Linked DNA regions of Homo sapiens: region 1 is linked to region 2. The links are chromatin contacts, found by Hi-C or POLR2A ChIA-PET in ENCODE. All regions are on one chromosome and are shown on one strand. The core of a region is the stretch at or near the end of the contact, and the rest is flanking DNA. Distances in the headings are between cores, read along the strand shown. Region 1 overlaps LOC124909441 (a long non-coding RNA gene). Region 2 overlaps PXYLP1 (2-phosphoxylose phosphatase 1).

Region 1 (4,378 bases), core at 1,229-3,728, 45 kb after region 2:
ATAGTATTTTTAGTAGAGACGGGGTTTCACTGTGTTAGCCAGGCTTGTCTCAATCTCCTGACCTCGTGATCTGCCCGCCTCGGCCTCCCAAAGTGCTGGGATTACAGGCATGAGCCACCACACCTGGCCACCTACTGGATTTCTTACTGATGTACTAACTGTAGGTAACTAAACATCTGACAAGCTTAAACTGACTACATAACTGACTCTTTAACCAGCTGAATGACTGACTGCCCAGTGGAGGACCAACAATAACTGATGTCTGGCTCCATAACTAAGGGTTACAGATGGATGGGAGAAGAGGCTGCCCCTTCCTCACACTCCAACTCCTATGGGGATTGAGACCCTATTCTTCTCCCCCTCTTGAGCCACTTGAAGACTGCAGAAAGGGTGTTATGGTCAGAATATTGGTGATCTCCCCAAATTCATATATTGGAACCTAATACCCAATGTGATAGTATTAAGAGATGGGACCTTTGGGGAAGTGATTAATTCATGAAGGCTCTGCCTCAGGAATGGGCTTAGTGGCCTTATAAAAGGAGTTGGAATTGAAGGGAGCTAACTTGGCCCTTTGGCCCTTCCACCATGTGAGGACACAGCTACAAGGCACCATCTTTTTTTTTTTTTTTGAGACAGTCTCGCTCTGTCGCCCAGGCTGGAGTGCAGTGGCTTGATCTCGGCTCACTATAAGCTCTGCCTCCCGGGTTCATGCCATTCTTCTGCCTCAGCCTCCCAAGTAGCTGGGACCACAGGCACCTGCCACCATGCCCGGCCAATTTTTTTTTTTATTTTTAGTAGAGACAGGGTTTCACCGTGCTAGCCAGGATGGTCTCGATCTCCTGACCTCGTGATCCGTCTGCCTTGGCCTCCCAAAGTGCTGGGATTACAGGCGTGAGCCACCGCGCCCAGCCCCAAGCATCATCTTTGAAGCAGAGAGTAAGCCTTCACCAGTCCAGTCCTTGATCTTGGACTTCCTTGCCTCCAAAACTGTAAACAATATATTTCTGTTACTTATAAATTACCTAGTCTAAGGTATTTTGTTAGAGCAGCCTGAATGAGCTAAGACAGAGGGCAATCAGGAAACTGATGTTCTGATCTTCTGGTGAGGTTCTTAACCAGGGCCCGACATATGGGTTTCAATTTTGCTTTCAAAACAGTGTGGATGTAAAGATGTGTGTTTATCCAGGAAGAGGGTTCACAACTTTCTTTGGATTCTCAACAGAATTCAGCACACACGAAATATTATGTTCAGAGCTACTGCTCTGGGAATAAGAACCTCAGCAAACACATTTCAGATAAGCAAAGCCCTTGTCTGAATTCAAGCCCATTTCTATCTCCCTCCCATCAAGCCAGAGTGGCAGAAGATGACTAGGAAGAGTCAGAGGACCTTAGAGGAGGTGGATGTAGCCAAGAGAAAGGATAAAGGCTGAGCTGTTTGAAGTTTCCAGAGAGGACTGAGGAAGTCAACCTGGGTCCTTCTTGTGTGGAGGTCACACTTCGCCCAAGATAGCAGAGGCCGTTTAAACTGAGATGGATATATTTACCCTTTGTTTGATGCCAGGAGTATGTGATCATGAATTGTTATGTGGCTGTGTGTACTACATACCGGTGTGTTCACAAGGGTAGGTATAACTGAGCTGTGTGCATAAGTGAACGAGTGGCCTTTGGGTTTAGTGTGAGCATCTGAATGGTTTGGTGAAGGGATGTGCACGTGCATCTTTAACCATTTACCCATCAAGCCTCTCATTAAGTTAAGACAGGTTACGGAAAAGAATTCCACTAGGTGAGAGTATCTGCAGACAGGCCTACAGCCCACACCAGAAAACTGGGAATCCTCAACTCGCCCCACTCCCTGATCCCTCATCATCCACTGAATCCATGCTGCCACTCCCACCATCAGCCCCCATCAACTCTCCCTGGGCTGCTGCTCAGCCTTCAATGGCCTCCCCCAAAACCCTTCTGAATGAACTGCAGCAATAGTGATGACGGTAAAATGACTTTTGGGTCACAGCGCGTCTCCCCTGAAGCGAACAACGGCTTTCCATTGTCGGAGGATACTGCCCATCTCCTCAGTCTGACTCGAGGGCTCTTTCAAGGTCGACTCTGGGGTAGTGAGGTCCCCGGCTTTGGGCGCGTCTCCCCTCAGTCGGCTCGTATCCCACACCCCTTCCCCCTTGGATGCCTCGTTCTCTGGGGCCCTTTGGCGCTGCCCCTGCGTCCCCATCATGGAAACTACCACCTGCTGCCTAACTGCCAGACGCAAAAGTGCCCAAGCCTGTCTCTCACGTTCCACCCCATAAACCTTCCCCACCCGACCAGAAGCCAGAGAGACCACAGGTCGAAGCAGGACCACGCAAGGACGCGCACGCCTCTTTCCCACGCCGCAGAGCGATAGAACCCGCAACAGGAAAACGGAAAGGCCGTGCGCCGGAAGAACAGGTAGGGACTACGACTCCCAGAAGCCTCTTGACAAGGACTACATTTCCCAGAAAGCTCCGCGCGGTTCCCACCCCGGAACTGCCTCTGCTTTCGAAAGCGGAAGGCGGGCCAACCGGGCAGGGAACAGGGTTTCTGAAGGGATAGACCGGTGGGCGGTGTCGCCGGGTGTCTACCTCCAGGGGTCGTTCGTGAGCCAGAGAAACCCGGACTTAGGAAGGAAGGGGCCTGGCCACAGCCCTTCCGCTGTTGGCTGTGCATTGCCCTTATTCCCAGCTCATTCTCTGTCGTTGAGTCGAGCAAGGAGGGTCAGACAGAACCAGGTCCACCACGTTTGTGTCTTTCCGCCAGGTGAGACTTTTACTGATGCTATTCCAGTCATAAAAGCCAGGAGCTACATGGAGTTCCCAAGGAGGCAATTCCCCTAACACTACCCGCTCACTCGCTCACTCCGTAGTCAGAGCCATAGGCACACAGGCTTCAGCCACTACACCAAGTCAGTATTGCAAAGCATACAAAATAGTCTACTTAGTCAACATGTTAAATGTTGTAGATTAAATATTCCACATCAAGCAGGGTAACATTTAACATCAAGAGCAAAGGAGATAGATAGGAAAAGGGGTTAACAAACTAGTCCCAGGAGAGACAAGGTGTCCTGGCCTCAATGTCTTGCAAGGAAGAGTCTTTGATGTGGGCAAAGCCTTAGGCAGCAGATGCCGGGTGTTTATCATGGGCGACAGCAAGATAGGGTCTGTTAAGACGGCCATTTAGAGCTAGAGAAGTCCTGCTCTTTTTATGGCCACGGGGGTCTTCTGGTGACGACTGATAGTGAAGGAGTGTGCCTGTTTATGCCCGTATTTGGTTGGATACACTCTTTTTTGGTTAGGCGAACATCGGGACTCTGTTGGCATGATGCCTTTTGAAACGTAAAGTGGAGTCTTTTGCTAAGATGGAGTTACTTATGTCAAGGGTGTTCTATACACTCCCTCTGCCTGCTCTGGCTTTGCCTGTGGCCAGTACTTGCTCTCTGCCCACCTCTTGGTGTCTCTAGGGGGTAGAGGCTGGTGGCTAGATGGTCTGTCCCTCGCCCTTATCTCCAGTCCTGCATTGCTTATCTGCCGCTTGGAGGCGGTGACCATCTTGACTCTAAGAGCCAAACCCACAGAGCCCTACATGTGAGTTCCACAGCTCTTCTACTTCTGGCTGTGGCTGTCGGAGGAGGGGCTTCAGGCGGTGGAGACAGGCGTGGACAGTAGCTGGGGGGTGGCGGGGAGATCTGTGGCTCCTGATCTGCCACCTCTGTTCCCAAGAAGATAATTTTCCTGTGGCCTGGGCTCATCCAGCTTATCTTCTCAAATGCCTGAGTTCTGTAGGTGGCCGGCCTTCTTCCTCACTTCCTCCACTCCCAGCCTTATCCCTCAGACCCTAGCAATGGGCCCCATGGCATATTTTCACCTTTCCCCTTTAGAGCCACTTAGAGGACCTGTCGAGAAATAGACGTAACTGGATGAACTAAAACAAGGATGAGGCAGAAACAACTTTCCATAAGACATGTCCACCAGTGTGCCATGTCAGTTTACCGTAACCATGGCTACACCCGGGAGTTCCCGCCTCTTTCCATGGCAATGACCCGATGACGCAGAAGTTACTCCCCTTTTCCTAGAAAATTCTGCATAAACCAACACTTAATCTGCATGCAATTAAAAATAGGTATAAATATGACCATAGAACTGCCCTGAGCAGCTACTCTCTGCCTATGGGGTAGTCCTGCTCTGCAGGATCAGTCATGGAGCTGTAACACTGCCACTTCAATCAAGCTGTTTTCGGCTACCCTGCCACCAGCTAGCCCTTGAATTCTTTACTGGGCAAAGCCAAGGAAAAAGCCACATTTTGTGGCTCTCCTGTCCTGCATCACAACCGCTCCTAGGGAGCTACAACCACT
Region 2 (4,737 bases), core at 2,088-4,587:
TCTGTAAAATAGAGTTAATTATTGCTGTTTTGCAAGGTTGCTGTGAGAACGGAGATACGGGAAAACCCTTGGCTCATGGAAGCATAGCCAACATAAACCTTTTAAGCAAACCAGCGCAGAGTTCCGTCATAGTGCACCATCATCAGAAACCAGGGCTCCTGGTGTTCCAGAAGTTGCCAGAGTTTATGTTACTTCAGCCACTTGGTGGGGAAAGCTTTTGAAATAGATCACGCATGCATTTGTTTTTAATCAGAGTGCGTTGGCCATGATGGGGTTAATTTATACTGAGCACATGGCACCCATATCTGGGGTTTCCCTCTTGGTCAGGGCCCCGATTGGCCAGAGCAGAGTCGAAGGAAATGCTGAAGGTGAACTGGAGATTCAGATTCCCAGTGGGAAAAGAGGAAAAGAGGAGGGCTAACCTGCAAAAATGAGAGTGAGGGTTGCTGTCAATATCTGAAGGGCCCTTTCTGCAAGAGGAGGTGAACATGGAGACACATTTCAGTTAAGCATATGGTAGAACTTCCTAAAAGTCAGTGCCATGCAGAGGTGGAATGGATGGTGTGTTCTCCGTCACTGGAGTCTGCAAACTCTGGAGGGCTGCTCTTTGAAGAGTAAAGTATTGGACAGGTCATTGAGTCTGATCCCATTTAAAGTCTCTTTAAACTCTAGGTTTTATGAATTTTATCTTTTCTCATTGATCCAGTGCCATGAGTATGTGACACTTTGTTCTTTAGCAAATGTTCTTTAGTTTCCACTGTGTGTTAGGCCCCGGGCTGAGAGTTTAATCCCTCATGGGCCCCAGGGAGCTCTTTGTCCAGTGGAGAAGAATCACAAGCCGACACCCTGGAATACCAGGTGCTGTGTGCTGGGACAGGTAAGAGGCAGCAGCACAGTGGGGTCAGAAAGAACGTGGGCTCTGGAGTCAGACTGCCTGGATCAAATCCTTGTCCTGCCACTTACCAGCTATGTGACCTCAGGCAACTTCTTTACCCTCTCTGTGCCTTGGTTTCCCCATCTGTAAAATGGGGACAATGATAGTTCGTATTTCATAGGGTTGGCAAAGGATTCAGCAAACTAATATTTATAAAACACCCAGAACAGTACCTGGCACATAGTAATCACTACGTATGTGTTTGTTAAACAAATGAATTAGAGATCATTTATGGAAGAGTAGTATGAGAGACTAGAGTACAGGAACCCAATCCAGCTTGGAGTTGGGGAAGACCCCCTAAAAGAGGTGGCATCTGAGTTCATCCTTTAAAGAAAGCAGGAGTGGTCAAGGAGGCAGCTGAGTACAGGTGCTCCTGGCCAAATGTGCAAAGGCAGAGTGAGAGAGAGCAGGCCCAGGTGAGTCACCTGTAGGTAGTTGTGAAGTTGGAACAAAGTCTGGGACCTACCTCCTATCACTACACTATTCCTGAGGCTGTGAGGAGCCACTGAAGCGAGGAAGACACCATCAGATTTGTGTCTTGGAAAGACTACAGTCCAGCACAGTGTTTTCCAAAGCACCTTCATCAGAATAACCTGGGAAGCTTGTCAAAATGCATGTTCCAAAACCAAAAAAAAAAAAAAAGCACATTTTGTGCCCTTCCTTACAGAATCAGAATCTTGGTGGTAGTGGAACCCAGAAATCTGCATCTTTAACAAACTCCCTGGGTGAGTCTAATGCACACAAAATCTAAGAACTGCCAATCCAGAGGCTTGTGAAAGGGTGATGCTGGGAGGCACCTCAGAGGCTGTTTTGCTCATCTAGTAGCAAGCTGAGGGTGGCCCCAATGAAGGTATTGACCCTGAAAGGAAGAAGCAAAGCCAAGAGACGTCATGGTGGTTCTGTGGAACTCTAGCTAATTGGGTGGTGTCGTGGGGCTAGGATGATGGTATCGGGGGGACTCTACCATGGCACCCAGGAGTCTGGCTCGGGGAGTTCAGTAGACACTTCATTCATGCATGCATTCATTCACGTAAATGACTCATCTCCATCTGGGATAAGTCTGCCATAGGTGGAAGTAAATTCTCAGAACACAGACTGGGAAGTCAACCATGCAGGGCTGGTGGCTCCCTGGGTCTGAAGAAAGAGGCCACGGGAAAGTGCTCAGAGCAGGAAGGGAAGTGGGACAGGGCCTAAGCAGCAGGACAATCTGGGGCAGAGCAGGAAGGAGACCAGGCTGGGAGGAGTCACTGAAGGGCATGGACATCATTGGAGGTAGCCAGCGGGCCCAGTGGATGCAGTGTCCTGCCTAAGAGTGGACCTGAGGGTCTGAGGCCTATGAGAGACCCTGTCAGAAGCCACCATCTGGGGACTTTGTATTCCCTGCTGGTGAAGCCCTGGTTTCCGGAGGACCAGGGCTCCTTGGAGCAGTGGAAGCTGCTCCAGACCAACAGCCTGTGAACTTGTTTTGTTTGGCCCAACCCCTGTTTTTAGATTTTTTAATTTATTTACCAAAGTTTTAAAACTAGGCAATTTCATGTAAACTTCCAGCTCCTCTTTGAAAAACCAGACTCTGCAGCAACCTGAGGCCCACGGAGCATTACGGGGACCGCTGGCAGGAGCCGGGCAGCTGAGTCGGGGCTGCCACCCTGGGTGGGGAGAGTGCTGTCTTGGTCGCCACAGCGCCCACCTGCCTAGTCCCTGTCAGCTTCTGAATTTGTGCCCTGCGGTGCAGATGGAAGAGAGAGCCAAAAGAAAATCTGGGCAGATAGAGGACAAGGGGCCACGAAGGAGACAGAACAGCAGCAGCCAGGGGGTGGACTGTGGACAGGAGTGGTCTAGAAGCCAAGGGGGCAACCTGCTTAGAAGTTCTCAGGTGGGGAGCTGAGGAGGCCCCACTTAGCCAGCTCTGTGTGTGTGAGAGAGGGAGAGACAGAGGGAGAGAGGGAGAGAGAGAGATGGGGGGAGAGAGGGAGAGATGAGGGGGAGAGAGGGAGAGACGGCGGGGGGAGAGAGGGAAAGAGTGTGCATGTGTTTTCGATAGTTTCCCTGGGAACTCTTCTACCTGCAGAGCTATCGTGTTTCCTGTGGCCCTGATCCCCTATATCCCCTCCCTTTTTCTGTGCTGCTTTCAGTCTGATATCCGCTAAGAAAGAAAATAACAATGCTTGATAGAACAGTGTGTACATTAACATAGAACTGCCTCTGAGTAGGCAAGCAAGGAGCCCTGACAGGTGCCAGGGTGCTGTGACACCTTCCTCGGTGGTTCAGACCCTTGTGTCCTCAGTCCTGCTCACTCTTGTAGATGGCCATTAGCATTTGTGGTTTCGACTCTTTGCAGGGACCCCTGAGATCTGTAGTATATGGTGATAGTGATTCTGCCGAGGCACACGTCTTGATGAAAGTAGCAGGAAGTGAGCTGCTCAGCTGCTGAGGGAGCCACGTCCTGCCACACAGCCAGGGGAGGTGGTCGTCCTCTGTTCTTTGTCCTGTGTACGTTCAGTGGAGAAAAGTACAGAGTGGTATGTTTGAATGTGGGGATGCGTGAAGATCTCAGTATGCTTCATGGAAAAGATTTGGGGATGCAAGCCCTTAGAATGCACAGGGTCTAACGTACTGCGTCCTCTATTCTAAAAGCCCCAATGCGCTTCCTCCTGAGCTTTTATTTTGTTCAGCTGGAGACAAAAAGTATGAGAAATTGAAAGTGAAGGTTTACATTGTTAACCTAAGAGTTCTGTCATATCGCCATCTCTTCATTGTGACCAAAGTTTTAAATTCTGTATTTTTTGTTAATTTTGGTCCTTTTCTTAAAGATTTTACTTTCTGTTTGATTTCTGGGAGTTTTAATTTGCTTTTCCTCAGAATGCTTTATGTCCAGTTGCCACATAGAGTTAAATATCTGCAGGTGAAAAAAAAAAAAACACCATAGATGAGTGACAAAATTAAATCTGACAAATAAGCTGTTGTCACAATTTCTTAAGCTCATGTTGTAGATGCATTGGAGTGGGAAGGTGAGAGTGTCATGTAGCAGGTTCTTCTGCAAGCTGAGAATGGACACATTTATGTCTGTGGGTCATTCCTAGTTTTCTTTCAGGGTGGAGCTAGATAATGACCTCCCTCCCTCCCTCTCTGTCTCCCTCCCTCCCTCTGTCCCTCTCTGTCTCTCTCCCTCTCTCCCTCTCTCCCACCTTCCCTTTCTCTCTTCTTCCCTTTTTTCTTCTTAGTTCCTTATCTTAAAGAAGTTCTCATCAATAATTAGATGAGGGGATAGAGATATCTGTTTAAAGATGTTTACTGCAGCATCATTTGTAATAGGAAACAAAGGAGAAGGCAACCAACGTGTACAACAGTAAATACCCCATTACCTCATGATCACATAGACCTGTCTCTATTGACTTGGAAGGTTGTGCATAATATATTAAATTTTAAAATGGTACCTTTATATGCGGGTGGGTGGGGGAGAGAGAGAGAGAGAGAGAGAGAGAGAGAGAGAGAGAGTGTGTGTGTGTGTGTGTGTGTGTGTGTGTGTGTGTCTTGAGTCAGCAAGAGCAAATACTATCACGGCTAGTTAGTAAAAATAGAAAGCATTAGTAGAAGTATTCAGTGAATTCAGGAAAGTGCCTGGAGATCTCTAAGATCCACTGAAGAGATGAACAGAATAGAAAGCCACAGGATTTATGTGGCTGTACCCACTGCAGGGAGAGCGCGAGGCCAGCTGGAGTCTGGCAGGCAGAGTGTGCGCCTGCTGAGCCAAGCCACGCAGTGCAGACCCCGCTCACTCCCTGTTGTCTTGGCAACAGGGCTTT

The links. A loop is a pair of places that touch in the nucleus more often than their neighbours do. ChIA-PET counts read pairs that join two places held with the same protein, here RNA polymerase II (POLR2A). Pooled maps may share reads with other maps.
Region 1: a loop to region 2 is called in a pooled map, with 3 times the contacts of the local background. The contact joins two enhancer-like sites. A Hi-C loop is called at or near these places in 2 of 168 maps with a recorded cell type or tissue (CD8-positive, alpha-beta T cell and naive thymus-derived CD4-positive, alpha-beta T cell) and 7 of 50 pooled maps. POLR2A ChIA-PET finds 5 or more read pairs at or near these places in 15 of 52 experiments (A673, CD4-positive, alpha-beta T cell, CD4-positive, alpha-beta memory T cell and 10 more).

What each region holds. Positions count from the first base shown.
Region 1 is chr3:141,309,318-141,313,695 of GRCh38, forward strand. It overlaps LOC124909441 (a long non-coding RNA gene), which reads left to right. Exons shown (of 4, transcript XR_007096119.1): 3 at 2,320-2,439. Among named protein-coding and RNA genes, the nearest start is that of ZBTB38, 57 kb to the right of the region's middle. RefSeq lists an enhancer at 2,323-2,512. Within about 2 kb of position 2,479, at least 29 of the 41 ENCODE cell types and tissues checked have a DNase peak (open chromatin) inside an H3K27ac peak, as active enhancers do; they include CD4-positive, alpha-beta T cell and CD8-positive, alpha-beta T cell, where a contact is called at or near this core.
Region 2 is chr3:141,263,779-141,268,515 of GRCh38, forward strand. The region is part of intron 2 of PXYLP1 (2-phosphoxylose phosphatase 1); the gene reads left to right. Among named protein-coding and RNA genes, the nearest start is that of PXYLP1, 34 kb to the left of the region's middle. Within about 2 kb of position 3,338, at least 5 of the 41 ENCODE cell types and tissues checked have a DNase peak (open chromatin) inside an H3K27ac peak, as active enhancers do; they include CD4-positive, alpha-beta T cell and CD8-positive, alpha-beta T cell, where a contact is called at or near this core.